Regions from separate parts of the Homo sapiens genome. Here region 2 is linked to region 1. Evidence: chromatin loops called from intact Hi-C (ENCODE). Cell type or tissue: OCI-LY7. All regions are shown on one strand.

Region 1 (8,000 bases):
ATCTCTAGATGGTTGTTCTTCTCTCTTGAGAACATACTGTTAGAAGTTAATAAAAAGCAATGTGTCTACTTTGATCTTTTTTGTTTCAGGACTGCTTGTAGGTGAGATCTTGTCTGCAGTTCTAAGTCAGGAAGGCATCAATATCCTAACCCACCTCCCCAAAGGGAGTGCAGAGGCGGAGCTGATGAGCGTTGTCCCAGTATTCTATGTTTTTCACTACCTGGAAACAGGAAATCATTGGAACATTTTTCATTCTGACCCATTAATTGAAAAGCAGAAACTGAAGAAAAAATTAAAAGAAGGTAAAAAAAAAAAGTATTTCACATAAAAATTGGGTGATTCTAAACTAATATTTTTATTAAACTAATATTTAAGTTGTGAATTATAGAAAACTTTGTAAGAGAATTTTAGCAAAAAAATCATGAGATGGACTCTACTATATAAATAAATATTATTTCTGTAGCATTTTGGCTCAACTTACCAAAATGCCTGAATGAGAGGCAAGGCACCTGCATTCCAAACTACAGAACACTTCCTTCCTTTTCGAATGAGATCAGAATGTTCTACTTGATAATTCCCAATTCGAGCAATTCATATACTTCCTTTGAGAAGTTCAATGCTGGCCACAGAGCATATGCTTGCTGCCCAACACCAAAGGAAGCTTACCATTCTCAGGGCCTGATAAAGTGTTCTTTGAGTAGAAACGGAGGTCTGTTAAGCACCGTGTTCTTTTTCTTGTGCTTCTTAGGGATGTTGAGCATTATGTCCTACAGAAATGCTGACTACTCTTACAGTGTGTGGAAGGGTGGAAGTGCTAGCACTTGGTAAGTAGAAGATTTTGAGTTGCATTTTCATATAGTGGTTAATTAACTAAAGAATAATAACCATAATGGAAACTCCATTCCTCCAGTTGCTCAGGCTAAAAGCCTCGTCATCCTTCACTCCTCTCTTTCTCTTACCGTTCACATCTGATCCAGCAGATATGGATTCAAAATATATCCTTAATTTGACTACTTCTCACCACCTCCACCACACTATCCTGTTCCAAGACACCTTCCTCTCCCACCTGGATTCTTACACTAGTCTCCCTTAGTCTTCTGGGTTCAGCCCTTGATCCTCTTCAGTATATACTCAACACAGCAACTGAAGTGACCCTGTTAAAACATATGTTAGATCATGCCACTCAAAACCATTTAGGAGCTTCCCATCTTACCCAGAGTAAAAACCAAACTTTTTATTGTGATTTACAAAGCTCTGTATGATCTGGCTCCACCTCATGTCTCCTACTTTATCTCCTATACTCTCTTTCCCTCCAATTCAGCCCCACTAGCCTTCCTCAAACACACCAGGCATGCTTCCACCTCAGGGCCTTTGCACTGTTTTCTCAGTCTGGAATACTCCTCCTTAGGTGTCAGCATGACTGGCTCTCATATTTCCCTCAGGTCTTTACCAAATGTCACCTTGGGGAGGCCTCTGCTATATCATAATGTCTAAAATTGCAATCCACTCCCCTCCCAACACCTCATATCGTTTCTTTTCTCCTCAGTGTGATTACTAACGTTCTTGCTTATTCCACTATTGTGTATCTCCCCCACTGGAATATAAGCTCCATGCGGGAAGTTCTAAGTATCCCTAGTGCCTGGTACCTACCTGGCACATAGTAGATGCTCAGTAAGTATTTATTCAATGAAACATATCTTCCAAAATTCTGATGATTTGAGGGAAAGATAGTCTGAATTAATTAAGAGTCCATATGGCAGTCTATTTTCAAAAAATACCGGCTGGGCATGGTGGCTCACGCCTGTAATCCCAGCACTTTGGGAGGACAAGGCGGGCGGATCATGAGGTCAAGAGATCGAGACCATCCTGGCCAACATGGTGAAACCCCGTCTCTATGAAAAATACAAAAATTAGCTGGGCGTAGTGGCATGTGCCTGTAGTCCCAGCTACTCAGGAGGCTGAGGCAGGAGAATCACTTAAACCCAGGAGGCAAGGGTTACAGTGAGCCGAGATCGCGCTACTGCACTCCAGCCCGGGTGACAGAGTGAGACTCTGTCTCAAAAAACAAAACAAAACAAAACAAAAAAACCATCATGCTATGACAAAATATTTAATAAAAACGGTGTGCCAGCTGCTTTGTAGGTTCTATATGAAACATATTTAAGGAGTTTACAACCTAGAATACTTTAATTTTAGATTTTTTTCTTTTTTCTTTTTTCTTTTTTTTTTTTTTGAGACGGAGTCTTGCTCTGTTCCCAGGCTGGAGTGCAGTGGCACGATCTCGGCTCACTGCAACCTCCGCCTCCCGGGTTCAAGCGATTCTCCTGGCTCAGCCTCCTGAGAGCTGGGATTACAGGCGCGCACCACCATGCCTAATTTTTGTATTTTTAGTAGAGGTGGGGTTTCACCATGTTGGCCAGGATGGTCTCGATCTCCGGACCTCGTGATCCACCCACCTCAACCTCCCAAAGGGCTGGGATTACAGGCATGAGCCACTGCGCCTGGCCAGTTTTTTTTCTTTAGCTATTGAGATCTCCCAGAATTTTATCTTTGGCCCTCTTATTTTCTGTAATCTCCCCTGGTACAGTCTCATTATTGCCCATGATTTCCATAACATCTAGGCCAATGGCCCCCTAATCAATGTCTCAAGGCCTAACTTCTTTCCTAAGAAGTTAGGAAATGTCCTAGATCCATATTTCTAGGTTTCCGGAAGCCAAAGATCCTTCAAGCACAATATGTGCCAAATTCATTATTTTCTTCCTCAAATACACTTCTGTTTCTTTACTCAGTGCACAACAATACCCTGCCCTTTGTCCCCCATGGATCAAGTCAGAATCATCAGTTGGTTTTTGATTCCTTCCTTTCCTTTTGGCTTTACCTCTGATCAGCTACCAAGTTCCATAGATTATACCTTAGGATTAGGTCTGACCATGTGTGGGTGACACACTTCAAAAGACACACAGGGCCAGATACAGTGGCTCACACCTATAATCCTAGCACTTTGGGAGGCTGAAGCAGGAGGATGGCTTGAGCAGAGGAGTTCCAGACCAGACTGGGTAACATAGGGAGACCCTGTCTTTAATAAAACAATAAAAATATAAAAAAATAAATAAAAGGCTCATAGACCCCTGCAGCACACCAACCAGAGGATAACCCAGGATGCAGGAGTGGGAGTGAGTGTCAATGAAGACTGGAAACTGACACAGCAGGACCTGGGAAATAGATGCCTGGAGAGCAGAAAGCCCCACAGGAAGGTACAACAGCCTCTCAGTAAACACTCAGAGCCTTTCAAGAGTTTGGGGCAAGACTGAAACATACACCCAACTCCATGAGTTCCTTGAAAGAAATAATAGACATAGAAGAAAATGTCCAGCACCTAAATACCCTCAAACTTTTCTTGAGAAATACAAAGCAGATTTTTTAAAGTACGAATATCATTCATATTAGCAAAACCCAAAATTGATGATGATGAACATTTTTTATATTCGTCTTTTTTTTTTTTTAAAGAACATTGTGGATATTGAACTTTTCTCTTTAACTACAAGCCTCCATCTTATTTCTGTTTCTTTCCCCCAAGGGCATTCACTATCATGAGTTTATGCATCTTTCCAGAACATTTTTAATATTTTATATAGTATATATATACATGAAATCATATAGCTGTAACTTAACTCCAGTTTGGCTGCTCACTGCTCAAATGCCAAACTCAAGAGACTAAGGTTGGTGGGAGGAAAAGCAGGTTAATTCAGGAGCCAGCAACCCAAGGAGATGGCAGACTAGAGTCAGGAAACTATCCCAAATGCCCTAGGCTGGCCAGAGGGATTTTAAAGAGGAAGGGGCTTGGAAAACTGTGTGCAAGAGTTAGCTACGTACAGGTCAGCATGTCTTGTTCTGATTATTATCTTGAGTAACGGGCCATCTAGTGGTCAGCTAGACTGAAACAGGTTTGTAGATTAACTGCTCAGTATTTTTCTTCTCCAGGGGACATTTCACATCCTTGATTTTTATCTCATGGCTAGTTCCTGGAATTCTTAAGTAAGCACTGTTTAAGAAAGTTAAGCATTGTAAAAGAAAGAATGGTTATTTGCTTCCAAAATGAAGTGATGGGTTTACAGTCCCTTTTTGTATTTCTAAATGATTATAACTAGTATCATACTATACCTATCATTCTGTAACTTACCTTTTTCTTTTAATACTTTTTAGTTACTTTAGATCTAGTAGTATAGGTAAATATAGCTCACTCCTTTTCATTGCCATGCAGTATTTTATTTTACAAATATATCACATAGTATATATTCTTTATCTATTCCTATCTTGATGGACAACCATTTCCAAATTTTAATATTACAAACAATATGATAATGAACATCTTCATATGTCTCTTTGTGCACATGTGTGAGAGTTTCTCTAGGGTATATCCCAGGAGATAGAATTGCTGGAACATAAGGAATGCATATTTACAGTTTCATCAGATTTTGCCAGATTTCTCTTCAAGGTGACTAAAAAATTCTTTTCTACTCTAAATTTTTAGTCCCAGACCCTACTGTAAAACATGAGGAACTAAACTAGACCATATTAAGCACTTGTAGAGGTAGCCTAGGGTCTGGAACAAAAGCAAATCAAATAGCCTACTTCTTTTTTTCCTCCATGTCACACTTAAAATTTGAATTTCAGGGCAGTCTCCAAGGGACAGGTCAGTGGGAAGAGGAGAACGCAAAAAGCTAGAGCGAATTGTATTTGCTTTACCTTTAGGGAAGTGCTGTCTAGACTCTCACTCCTTAAGGATACCAGGGATGAGACACCCAAGAGTACCAAAGAGAAAGAGAGATAGGAGTAAGAGCTTATAAAAACCAGGTGCAGTGGCTCACACCTATAATCCCAGCACTTTGGGAGGCTGAGGCGGGTGGATCACCTGAGGTCAGGAGTTTGAGACCAGCCTGGCCAACATGGTGAAACCCTGTCTCTACTAAAAATACAAAAATTAGCTTGGCATGGTGGCACGTGCCTGTAGTCCCACCTACTCAGGAGGCTGAGGCAGGAGAATCGCTTGAACCTGGGAGGTGGAAGCTGTAGTGAGCCAAGATTGCGCCATTGCACTCCAGCCTGGGCAACAGAGAGAGAGTCCGTCTGAAAAAAAAAAAAAAAAAAAAAAAAAGTAAGAGCTTATACCTATTGAATACTTACTATAATCCAGAACTATTTTAAGTATGTTCATATATTTAATCTTTATAATTGATCCCAAAGGATGAGTCCGTTGTTTCTATTTATTGCCATTGCCTTTTTTCAAAGATGTAACTAAAGCATCTTTATATATACAGATGTATAGATAAGTGGAGAGGCAGCCTGGCCGTATAACTGCACTCATATGCCTTTCTAGCCTGCTAAAAGAAGAGAGACTTCCAAAAGCCAAAATCCCAAGAGAGACCCAATGTAAAATGTGGGCCAATCTTTGAAAATGTGAGTGTCCTTGAACCTGAGCAATCCGTAGAAGTATTTCTCATCCTTGAGAGCAGTGTGGGAGGATTAAAAAGAGAGGAGCTCTCAACTCTTACCCCCTAAAAGTCAATAGAGTAGAAAATAAATTTCTGATGTTTCTAGAGAAAGAATTAGGAAAAGGCACCTAGTTGTGGAGGGGCAAGTTCCGATTAATATCAAAAAAAAAATCTTTAAAATAATTAAATCAATTAGAGCAAAGACTGAGAACAACCTAAATGTCTACAGAAAGGGAAATGGCTTAAATAGCTTTGGTGCATCTGTACCAAAATACTATAATTTAATGTATAAAATCACTTGTAAAAGAACAAGGAAACTTTATGTATTAATATAGATCTCTAAGGCATATTACTAAATGGAAAAAAAGCCAAGTACAGGATAATGTAAACATTCTCCCACCATTTTGGTGTGGTTGGGATGGAAAGGTAGATGGGAAGGCTATATCTTGTATCTACTATTTGGAAGAAAGCACAAGAAACAATGGTCATCTTCTGTTGGGAGGTGGAGGGGGACAGGGACTGCTAGAAGGAGACTTTTCATAAAATATCCCTTTGTGCTTTTGGATTTTTTTTTTTTTAAGTTCTCTCACTCAGGCTGGATGCAGTGGCAGGATCTCAGCTTACTGCAGCCTCTACCTCCTGGGCTCAAGCAATTCTCCCACCTCAGCCTTCCAAGTAGCTGAGACTATAGGTGCCTGCCACCACATCTGGCTAATGTTTTGCATTTTTTGTAGAGACAATGTCTCACTATGACGCCCAGGCTTCACTTTTGGATTTTTGAATCATGTGAGGGTTTTACCTCTTTAAAAAAATGCTTAAAATACATTTAAAAAATGAAAATGAAAAAGAAACACAAATTTTTTAAGTGGGGGAAGTGGGAGAGCAAGTCAAGTGGTCTGAGTCTCAGACATTTGAGGACCTGGGGAGTGGAGCCTCCTGGGCGACTGAGAGAGTGAAGAGATGTTATGGGGGGATGAACCCAATCCTCTCTGATACTCTTCGATGGGTATTAGTAGAGACTTGAAATTGCTTTTTGACTAAGTAATAATGATCATTAAAATTTCCTGTGGGGTAGTAAGTTCTGTGTCAATGGCAGCACTCAAGGACAAGTGAGATAAACACTCCAGGGACATTGGGAAAGGGGACTTGGGGCCTCAGATAGGAATTTAGATTCCATGGAATGCACAAATTTTACAATCTAGAATTTTGTGATTTACTCTTTCATGTCTCATGTTCATAGGTCAATGCCTTGACTCAAAACTATTTATTTTATCTCTGTTATCTTTAACTTTAGAGTGTAATTCTTATCATCAGGAATCAATTTTTAGCTTGTGTGCTAGCGGACAATGTTGTAATCACAGAAGATGTGCTGTTCACATTTGTTTACCGAATGTTTTGGAGGTATTCCAAAAATCTTCCCTTCCTTTGTAAAATGATGACTTACTTTGGAATTGCATGTTTTAAAATGTTATTTTCTTTTAAAGAATAAAGTTGTATAAATTAATTGAAAGTCAAAAGGGATTCAGCGTTCTAAATATTTATTTATTTGATTTTGTCTTAAAGGTTAACAGCTTTTGCTTTAAGAGTACTTGGACAAGTAAATAAATACGTAGAGCAGAACCAAAATTCAATTTGTAATTCTTTATTGTGGCTAGTTGAGAATTATCAATTAGATAATGGATCTTTCAAGGAAAATTCACAGTATCAACCAATAAAATTACAGGTAAGGAAACCAAATGCACAAATTAGCAATAGTTTTATTTAGTTTGAGTTTTATTCTCATCTGATTATGGGAGGATGAAGAAGAAGAAGAAAAAAATGTAATTCTGCAAGAAATTCCTTTGTGAACAAGCAAAATATACAAAGGTCTTTCCCATAATATCTGAAGTGAAGCGATCTTCAGACAGTTCACTAGAGATCAGAGAAGTGATATCTTAGACCTCTCGTTTAACGGGGTGGAGGTAGATGGGCAAGTGAAAGCACTCAAGCGAGATAGACCCAGGGCTTATTGAGAAATGGGAAGCAGGAAGGGAAAGAGTGGGAGATAAGGCTTAAAACACAGAGTAGAGGCCAGGTGCGGTGGCTCACGCCTGTAATTGCAGCACTTTGGGAGGCCAAGGCGGGCGGATCATGAGGTCAGGAGTTCAAAACCAGCCTGGTCAATATGGTGAAACCCCGTCTCTACTAAAAATACAAAAATTAGCCGTGCGTGGTAGTGCACGCCTGTAGTACCAGCTACTCAGAAGGCTGAGGCCGGAGGATGGCTTGAACCCGGGAGGCGGAGGTTGCAGTGAGCCAAGATCAAGCCATTGCACTCCAGCTTGGGTGACAGAGTGAGACTCCATCTCAAACAAACAAACAAAAAACAGAGTAGAATCAGGTCATTTCGCCTTAAAGACACCATTTCACTCCCCTTTTAAAACATTGCTTCTTTTTAGGGTACCTTGCCTGTTGAAGCCCGAGAGAACAGCTTATATCTTACAGCCTTTACTGTGATTGGAATTAGAA
Region 2 (8,000 bases), 170 kb before region 1:
CTAGTTCAACAGGTGTGAATTTTAAGAGCCTTGAAACACTGGGAGATTGTTCCAGTTTATACCTCAATTGATAGACTGTGAGTGCTCTTCTTTCAGCACACTCTGATCAGCAATGAGCATGATTATTTTGCTTTTAAATAAAGTTTATCAATTAAAATGGCAGAAAATATCATATTCCTTTTATAACCTGCTTGCTTTGCTTATTAGCAGTAAGGTTAAACTTTAAAGTTTTTTTGGCCATTTGTTATTTTTTCTGTGACTTGTAATACAGACATTTCCAACCTCAAACTTTGTATGATTGTTTTCCTTTAAACTTACCGGTTTTATGTTTAGACATCTGCCTTAAAACAACCTGAAGATTTTCTTCCTCTTTTTCAATTTCCTGCTTTATAAGTGTAAGTTGAGTTTTTCTTTCACTAATCTGAACATTTAGTTCTCCTTTCTGAAAACTCAGTTCTTCCAGAAGAGATTTTACTTCCTGTGTTTGAAAAAAAAAAAGTTATTCCCTCCTGTGACTGTAAATGAAAATTACTTCAAAATAAGTTCTGTTATTTATTGTTTTATATCATAGAAATTCTAATTTGGAAACAAGCTCATTTTTGCCTTTTATGTCAAGAACAGCATTATATTTTACAGAAACCTATTTCTATATAATAGAAGAAAGTAACATATTCTCTTCATCTAAATATATTTGCAACATTACTGTAAGCAAGGCAACGTCTATAGAGAGAAAAGCCTGACTGAGACATGGCTCCTGCTCTGGAGGGGCTTAGTACCTTGTTGAGTGGTAAGGCAGGGAAGATAAACATGATCACAAAAGGCTAGGCCTTCATGCCCTAGGAAACATGCAGATAGAGTGTTTCTAAACTCAAAAGAAGGAAACTCCTTCTTCCAGAAGAAAGAAAAAGGTCAGAGAAGTTTTCTTTTTTTTTTTTTTTGAAATTGAGTCTCACTCTGTCACCAGCCAGGGTGCAGTGGCACGATCTCGGCTCACTGCAACCTCCGCCTCCCGGGTTCAAGAGTGCCGTGGTGCAATCTCGGCTCACTGCAACCAACCACCTCCCAATTTCAAGCAATTCTCCTATCTCAGTCTCCCGAGTAGCTAGGATTACAGGCGCATGCCACCATGCCTGGCTAATTTTTGTATTTTTAGTAGAGATGGGGTTTCACCATGTTGGCCAGGATGGTCTCAATCTCTTAACCTCGTGATCTGCCTGCCTTGGCCTCCCAAAGTGCTGGGATTACAGATGTGAGCCACTGTACCCGGCCAGAAGTTTTCTAAGAGGAGGTGGCATGAAGCTGCGCCATGAGAAACAGGTGGGATCTGGCTAGTGATAGGGGAGAAAGGGAATTCCTGGAGAAGAAATGGTATGAGAAAGGTACAGGGGCAGGAGAACTTTGAGCATATCCAGAAAACAACAGAGGGGGAACTACACATGACAGCCACTGCATGGATATGTAACAACACCAAACTGATTTTACAGAGGAGGCAAGATTTCAGGAATTTATATTTTCATTTGGGGAGAAGCAATGAAAATACATCAAAGTAAACCTATAGCACTGTCCTACGACTCTTCAGAAAACCCTAATAAAAAACACACCCTAATGTGATTGCACTTCTCAGTTACTTCAGTCTCTCCCAGTCTCAGAGCTTCCTGGAGGTCAGCTTTTGCCTGGACCATGCTTCCTTGGAGTAGATGCAGCTCCTCCTTTTTATGCCCTAACTGCCTGTCCAAGACAGCCATCTCCTGCTGCTGACTTGTCACCTGTATTAAAGAAAAGGGAAGAGTAAGTTTGACAAAGGCCATACAGCCCTCAGTGCTAACCTGGAGATAATTTAGTTGTGAGGTAAAATCAGGAGCTAATATCCTAGCCCCCAAGAGTCAGAAAAGCCAGGCAAGGAGTGCAAGGGTGAAATGCCTAATGAAAACCTTGAGCTCACATACTTAAAACCACTCAAATCACAGTGATCACAGTAAGAACAACAATATGATAATCATGATCATCCCTCAGGTTACAGTTTTCCAAGAACTTTTATTTTTATACCCTAATTCCATTTTGACATCCTTGGTGATGGAAGTTAGTCAGAGATTTTTAAAATGTATTCATTTTTAAAATTAAAAATTCGTTGCAATTTTAAAGACAATACGTATTTGTTTACAAAAAAAAAAGAAGACCATGCAGATATGCAAAAGGAAGACAACAGAAAATACTCAAAATCCCCCCTTATCAGATGACCACTTTTGTACTTTGGTATTGACTAAAAATACAACCATAAGTGTTGATAAAGGCATTTAACAGAAATGATCTCATAGAGTATACCATGTTTTGAGACCCACTTTTTTTATTCAGAAGTATTGTATTGAGTTGGGATTCAAATTTAGTTCAGACTTCATGCTTAACAACTATAATACATAGCCGCATTTATTCTTTTCTACAATTAAACATGTATTACTTTTATAATCATAAAGTGCTGTGTCAGTTGTTTTTTCAAGGTGTCTATTGCCATACCTGGCTTTTCAGCTTTTCCAGCTCGGCTCTTTTGGCCTGAAGAAGCACCTCAGATTCTTTAAGGACCTGCAGGTGGTGATCCTCATTGCGTTCTGCCATCTCTATGTCTTTCTGTAGTTTCTGAAGCCTACAAAGCACCAGCAACACTAGAGCAGATCCTAAGGGACTCGGAACCCCAGAGCTGTCTTCCAGCACAAACCCCTTGTAGCCCTACAGAGGCCTTACTTACTCTTCTGTCAGTTTTTCCTTCTTCTTGCTTAAACATTGGAAGTCTGAGTCTTTTGCTGCTACAATTTTGTTTATTTCTTTCAAGATTTCTTCTTGCTTGATTTTGTGCTGCTCCAAATCCTTTGCATCAGCCTGGAGCGATCTAAAGCACATTGCTTTATTCCCCCCAGGTCCTGTAGACTTACCATGCATTATTTATCATAAACCAATTATTATCCCCTTAGAAGCAAACTTTTCATTCATCTCAATGTATACATCAACGGCTTAGGGAATCCACCTACCTTAGCTGCTGATCAGCTTTGACGAGGTTAACAGCAGTTTCCTGAGCTCTCCTTTCTAATTCCTCAGCATCTGACTCAGTTTGCAATAAACTTCTCTTGGCATCAGTGAACTTTTCAACAGCATTTTTTGTCTAGAAAAGAAACTGTCATTAAAAGCCATTCAGTTACAATACTCACTCACAGCTACTGGCCATGTAAACCAGTACAGCTCTTTTGGAAAACAAGATGGTACAGAAAGACATAAAAATGTCCATTCACTGTAACTCTAATTCTCGGTAAATAATTCAGAAGCAAAGAACTACTATATAAAAATGCTCAATGTATAATAATATAAGACCTGACAAATAATAATAGGCTAAGTGATAATGCATTAACAAAGTGGAATACTGTGTAGCCTTTCAAATGATCAGATGACAATGTAGCAACACGGAAGAATGTTAATATTATGTTGGCTGAGAAAAATAAATTTAAAATGGTATAAGCACTGTGAGAGCAACTGTGTAAAACTACATGTGTCAACAAAGACAGAAAGACTATATAAAAATAAATACAGTCATTTGAAAGTAGTGGAACTAAAGATGCTTTTTATTTCAAAATAATCTGTAATACTATTATATCATTTTAAATATTAAAACTATCTACCCAACTAAGTGGGAAGGAAGTGATTTTACCAAGATTTCCTCCACACAGAAATTCTTGCTGCACTCTATAGTTATTATCAAGCGAAGTAAAAATGCATTGATCTGGTGATAATGTAATTACGGCTGACAAACACAAACATTAAATACTTTGCAAATGTTTAAAATCTTCCTATATAAGATTTGGTAAAAACACATTTGTTTTAATCAACTTGGTTTCTTTTTCTGCCTAACATAAGATGCTTAAAACAATGACATCAAAAGTTCCAAAAATAAATAGAGTGTGGTTTGCACTTGGTTGAGCAGTGACTCACCTTCAGCCAAAAAAAACTGAAGTCTGCCATTGTACTAAAGCCAGAGGAGTCCGTATGTTAAATTTGCCTATTAAATATCTGTGTGGATGCAAAAGGGTTGGCAAGCTCCCAGAGAGCTACATATTTTACCATACGTCTTTCCATTTCAGATAGCTTGTTTCTGTCAGTTTCACCAGCAAAGCACTGGATAAAACTGGCTATGCATTCCAGAAAAGCCACCAAATAGTTTTTTGTCTCCTTCTATGTCAGGTTTTAACATGTCTGGCACACTCCTTCCAAAACACCACTACTTTCTCTCTCCTCCTCCTTCTTACCAAGCTGCCTCCCTGAGTCATTTTGGGAGGATGAAGGTGAAAGAACTTACCAGCCTTGGTTGACTTACTACCTCTGCCTACTACCACTGCCATCAATTTTCTTTTGATGATTTTATATATCTATACCTATATATATTAATATATAACCAAAATATACCAAAATTTATAATCAAAATATACCAGTGATATTTTGATATATTATCAAAATATCTTATTATATATTATTATACCAGTGATTTTTTTTCCTCTAGTTCTGCTCACATCTATTTTCTCTCACAGTAATCCAACATATGACAACAGAAGGAACAGCTCATCTGAAAAGGACTTTTTCCATTCTTAATTACTCACAGAATTTCTTTAATAAATAATTTAGTTCCTAGGTAATAGACTGCTTTTAATTTAAATAGATTCATGTTGAAATAGCAAAATACAAATAATAGTTCCTGAGGTGTTTCATGTGGGTAAGGAACTCTTTTCATCCTGGAATTCTCATCTAACTAAAAGAGCCCTTGGCTATGTGACTCTGGGCCAGTAATGAGCCTCTCTGAGCTACATCAGTAAACCAAGCTAACATCATCTACACAGGGCTGCCAGGAAGGTTAAATGAAACATTTACAAAATGGCCATGTGTAGCCACAGCAGTGGCTCAATAAAAGGTAACTCCTTTTTCTCCCCAACTTCCCTCTGTGTTGTGGTCTAAAGAATATTATCGGGCCAGGCGCAGTGGCTCACGCCTGTAATCCCAGAACTTTGGGAAGCTGAGGCAGGATCACAAGGTTAGGAGTTCAAAACCAGCCTGACCAACATGGTGAAACCCCGTCTCTACTCAGGAGGCTGAGGCAGGAGAATCGCTTGAACCCGGGAGGCGGAGGTTGCAGTGAGCCAAGATTGCGCCACTCCACTCCAGCCTGGGTGACAGAGCGAGACACCATCTCAAACAAAAAAAAGAAAATTATCTCTGACCAAAAAATATTTTGTATCATTATCAACCTGAAGACCAAAGTAATACTTGTGAGGTCCATTGTAGCTTAATAAGAATATAAAGATTGACCTATTTAAAAAAACACAGGTAGCAGAACCCAAATAATTAAATATAAAAGATACACACAGGATAAGGACGTGGGGTGTGCTAGGAACTAAGTAACTTCAGGAATTTTAAATACGCTGTTTTATTTAATCCATGCCGAAAAGCCTACGTATTCTTAGCCTGAATTTATAGATAAGAAAAGCAAAGCCAGGGGACTTATATGACTTGCATAAATTCTCACATCTTCTTAACTAGCAGAGTCCAGCCTGGAACCTGGCTGTCTGACTTGGACAACTGTCCTCTTATCACACACATTCTCTTTCTAATCCTTCAGGTGGACAGTAAGCTGACTCACCCACACTGAGCTCACACCCCAAACCACAAGAAGACAAACCTTTTCTTTAGTGCATGAAAGTTCACTCTCAGCCTCTGCCAGGAGTCGGTCAGCTTCCCTGAGCTCTGAGCGACGTTTCAGAAGAGTCTTCTCAATGCACTCAATTTCATCTACAATATCTTCATGATGTTTGAGTGATTTTTCTATTTCTAGTTCAGTCATAAGACTCTCAACATTTCCATCAATGAAGTCCCTAAAAAATAATATATACACCCATTAAAAAATGTTAAATGTAGACAATACAGATACTTGTAGCCTAACTACTAAAAAGATCTACAATGATTTTCTAATTTTATATGAGAATAGGTAAGAAAGACTGCTACATTTGATTTTGTTCAAGGTCTAGGTTTACCATCTTATTAAACATGGAATTCCTATTGGCAATAAATGCATAATATGTAAAATGCATGACATGGAATTGTTTGCCCTTTTAAATATAACAACAAAGATTATTGTGTTGTCAGCACTTGACCAAGAAAATGTTGATACTTCTATTCTTTTGAGGTATAAAAATAAAGCAAACCACTACCACAATATTCATCCATTCCCTCAAAACTATCCTTCAAGGGCAGTTCATAGGCTGCCCTTGAAGACTACCTGATTTTGTGATTTATTCCATTCGGCTGAAGTAAAACTCTGGTGACAACATTTGACACATCAAAAACTGTGACACACAATTCAATATCTTAAGGCTAACATGATGAAATTATTTGAAAATTAGATTAGCTATGTATGACTGCATGACAGAAAAATATGAAAATAAATTCAACATTTAACAGATTATCTTTAAATGAAGGCATACATATGATTTTTACTTTCTTCTTGGGACATTTTTGTGTTATCCAAACTTCCTAGAATAGTATTTATTACACTTTTATAACTATGAAAAGAAGTGGCAATCCTACCACCCTATCATCTCCCTCCAAAATACCTCAAAGTAAAAAAATTCCATTCCCCAATGTGTATACCCACAAAAATAACAGACATAACCATCTGCCTAACCTTCAAACATCTAGCCCCTATCTTTTAGGTGTGGCCCTTGCTTTCACTTGCCAGGACTATTAGTCAGATGTCTGCTGCTAGATGGCAGTGACCACGTCTTACTTACTTGTGTCCTCTGCAGGCCTCCCTACCACCCTGGGGTCTGGGCCAGTCTGGGTTAAATGACAAAAACTGGGGAACTGTCATAATTCATGGACTACTGCAAAAGATAGGCTTTTGCATAATTAACCCAATCAACAGATGCTGCATTCACTAAGTGACCCTATGACAGGTGCTGGGACACAGAGATGGAGGTCCAGCTACTGCCTTCAAGGAGCTCCTGGGCTCCCCAGAACATTGTGTGAACAGTGCTATGACCAAGGTTGCTAACCTTGAATTGTGGGCACCTGAGAAGAAATAGGCTTTTAATGAGAAAAAAAAGAGAGGGGATCTCTGACCTTTATTTTGAAGACAAGTTGGAGTTAGGTAAGGGGGTCAGCAGGGAGAAGACAGTACATGCAAAGGTGTAGAGGCAGGAGAAAACGTGGTGTTTGAGGAAACCACAGGAAAGTAGTGAGCCAGACCAAATACTGTGATAAAAGAAAAAGACGGGTGGATTTCAGATGGAGAAGGGTCGTGTATATTCTGATGGGACTGAGAATCACATGGGAAAGTGGAACAGTCAGATTTGCAGTGTGTCAAGATACAGCGTAGACCAAGAGAGAAGACATGGAAGGCCAGTGTGGAAACTATTACAATCGCTAGGATGAGACTAATTAAAAGCTAGAGAAGGGGAGATGACAGAAAGGGACCAGTTTGAGAGCTCTCTGGATGCAGTCAGCAGGATTTAGAGACCAACTGGAAGCACAGGAGAGTAATGGAAAAGAAAGAGTTGAGAACCCCTGCTGTATTTTTAGCTAGGGTAACTGGAGAGGGGAAATGGTTATACCACTCTCCAAGAGGGACTACAATAAGAGCTGATTTGTATTATTGGCCAAAAGAACTCAGACCTGTATTGCTCAATATGGTACTCAATATGTGGCTATTAAATTAATTGAAATTAAATTCTGTTCCTCAGCTCCATCAGCCACATTTCAAGTGCTCAACAGCCACACTGAGCTAGTGGTTACTGTTTTGGACAGAAGATCAAGAACATTCCAAGATTATAGAAAGTTCTGTTCGACAGCATTAATGAACTAATATCGTATTTGTCTGAATTATAAAAAATATATTAATTACTTTTGCTGTTGACGTTTCTGGACAGTTCTATGTAATTCTTCTACTTCACACTCTAAGCTTTTCTTCTCTTGCA

The links. Hi-C counts contacts between places; a loop is a spot of excess contacts. Peaks named below come from ENCODE experiments on the same cell type or tissue, not always from the same donor. Only the 100,000 strongest peaks of a DNase experiment are listed, where the experiment ranks them.
Region 2: it touches region 1 in a loop (2.2-fold over the local background); 5 of 110 quality-filtered maps call a loop at or near these places.

The regions. Positions count from the first base shown.
Region 1 is chr9:120,981,870-120,989,869 of GRCh38, reverse strand. C5 (complement C5) reads left to right here. Exons shown (of 41, transcript NM_001735.3): 24 at 90-302; 25 at 749-824; 26 at 7,056-7,215; 27 at 7,931-8,000. Among named protein-coding and RNA genes, the nearest start is that of C5-OT1, 33 kb to the right of the region's middle. RefSeq lists an enhancer at 6,131-6,280. In OCI-LY7, CTCF peaks have their summits at 3,714 and 3,915 (motif pointing left); a DNase peak (open chromatin) is centred at 3,909.
Region 2 is chr9:121,152,621-121,160,620 of GRCh38, reverse strand. CNTRL (centriolin) reads right to left here. Exons shown (of 44, transcript NM_007018.6): 26 at 7,928-8,000; 27 at 5,708-5,900; 28 at 3,021-3,151; 29 at 2,741-2,881; 30 at 2,512-2,638; 31 at 1,602-1,766; 32 at 319-478. Among named protein-coding and RNA genes, the nearest start is that of RAB14, 45 kb to the left of the region's middle. In OCI-LY7, no CTCF peak of the experiment used is centred here; DNase peaks (open chromatin) are centred at 420 and 3,990; H3K4me3 peaks cover 2,242 bases; H3K27ac peaks cover 5,778 bases.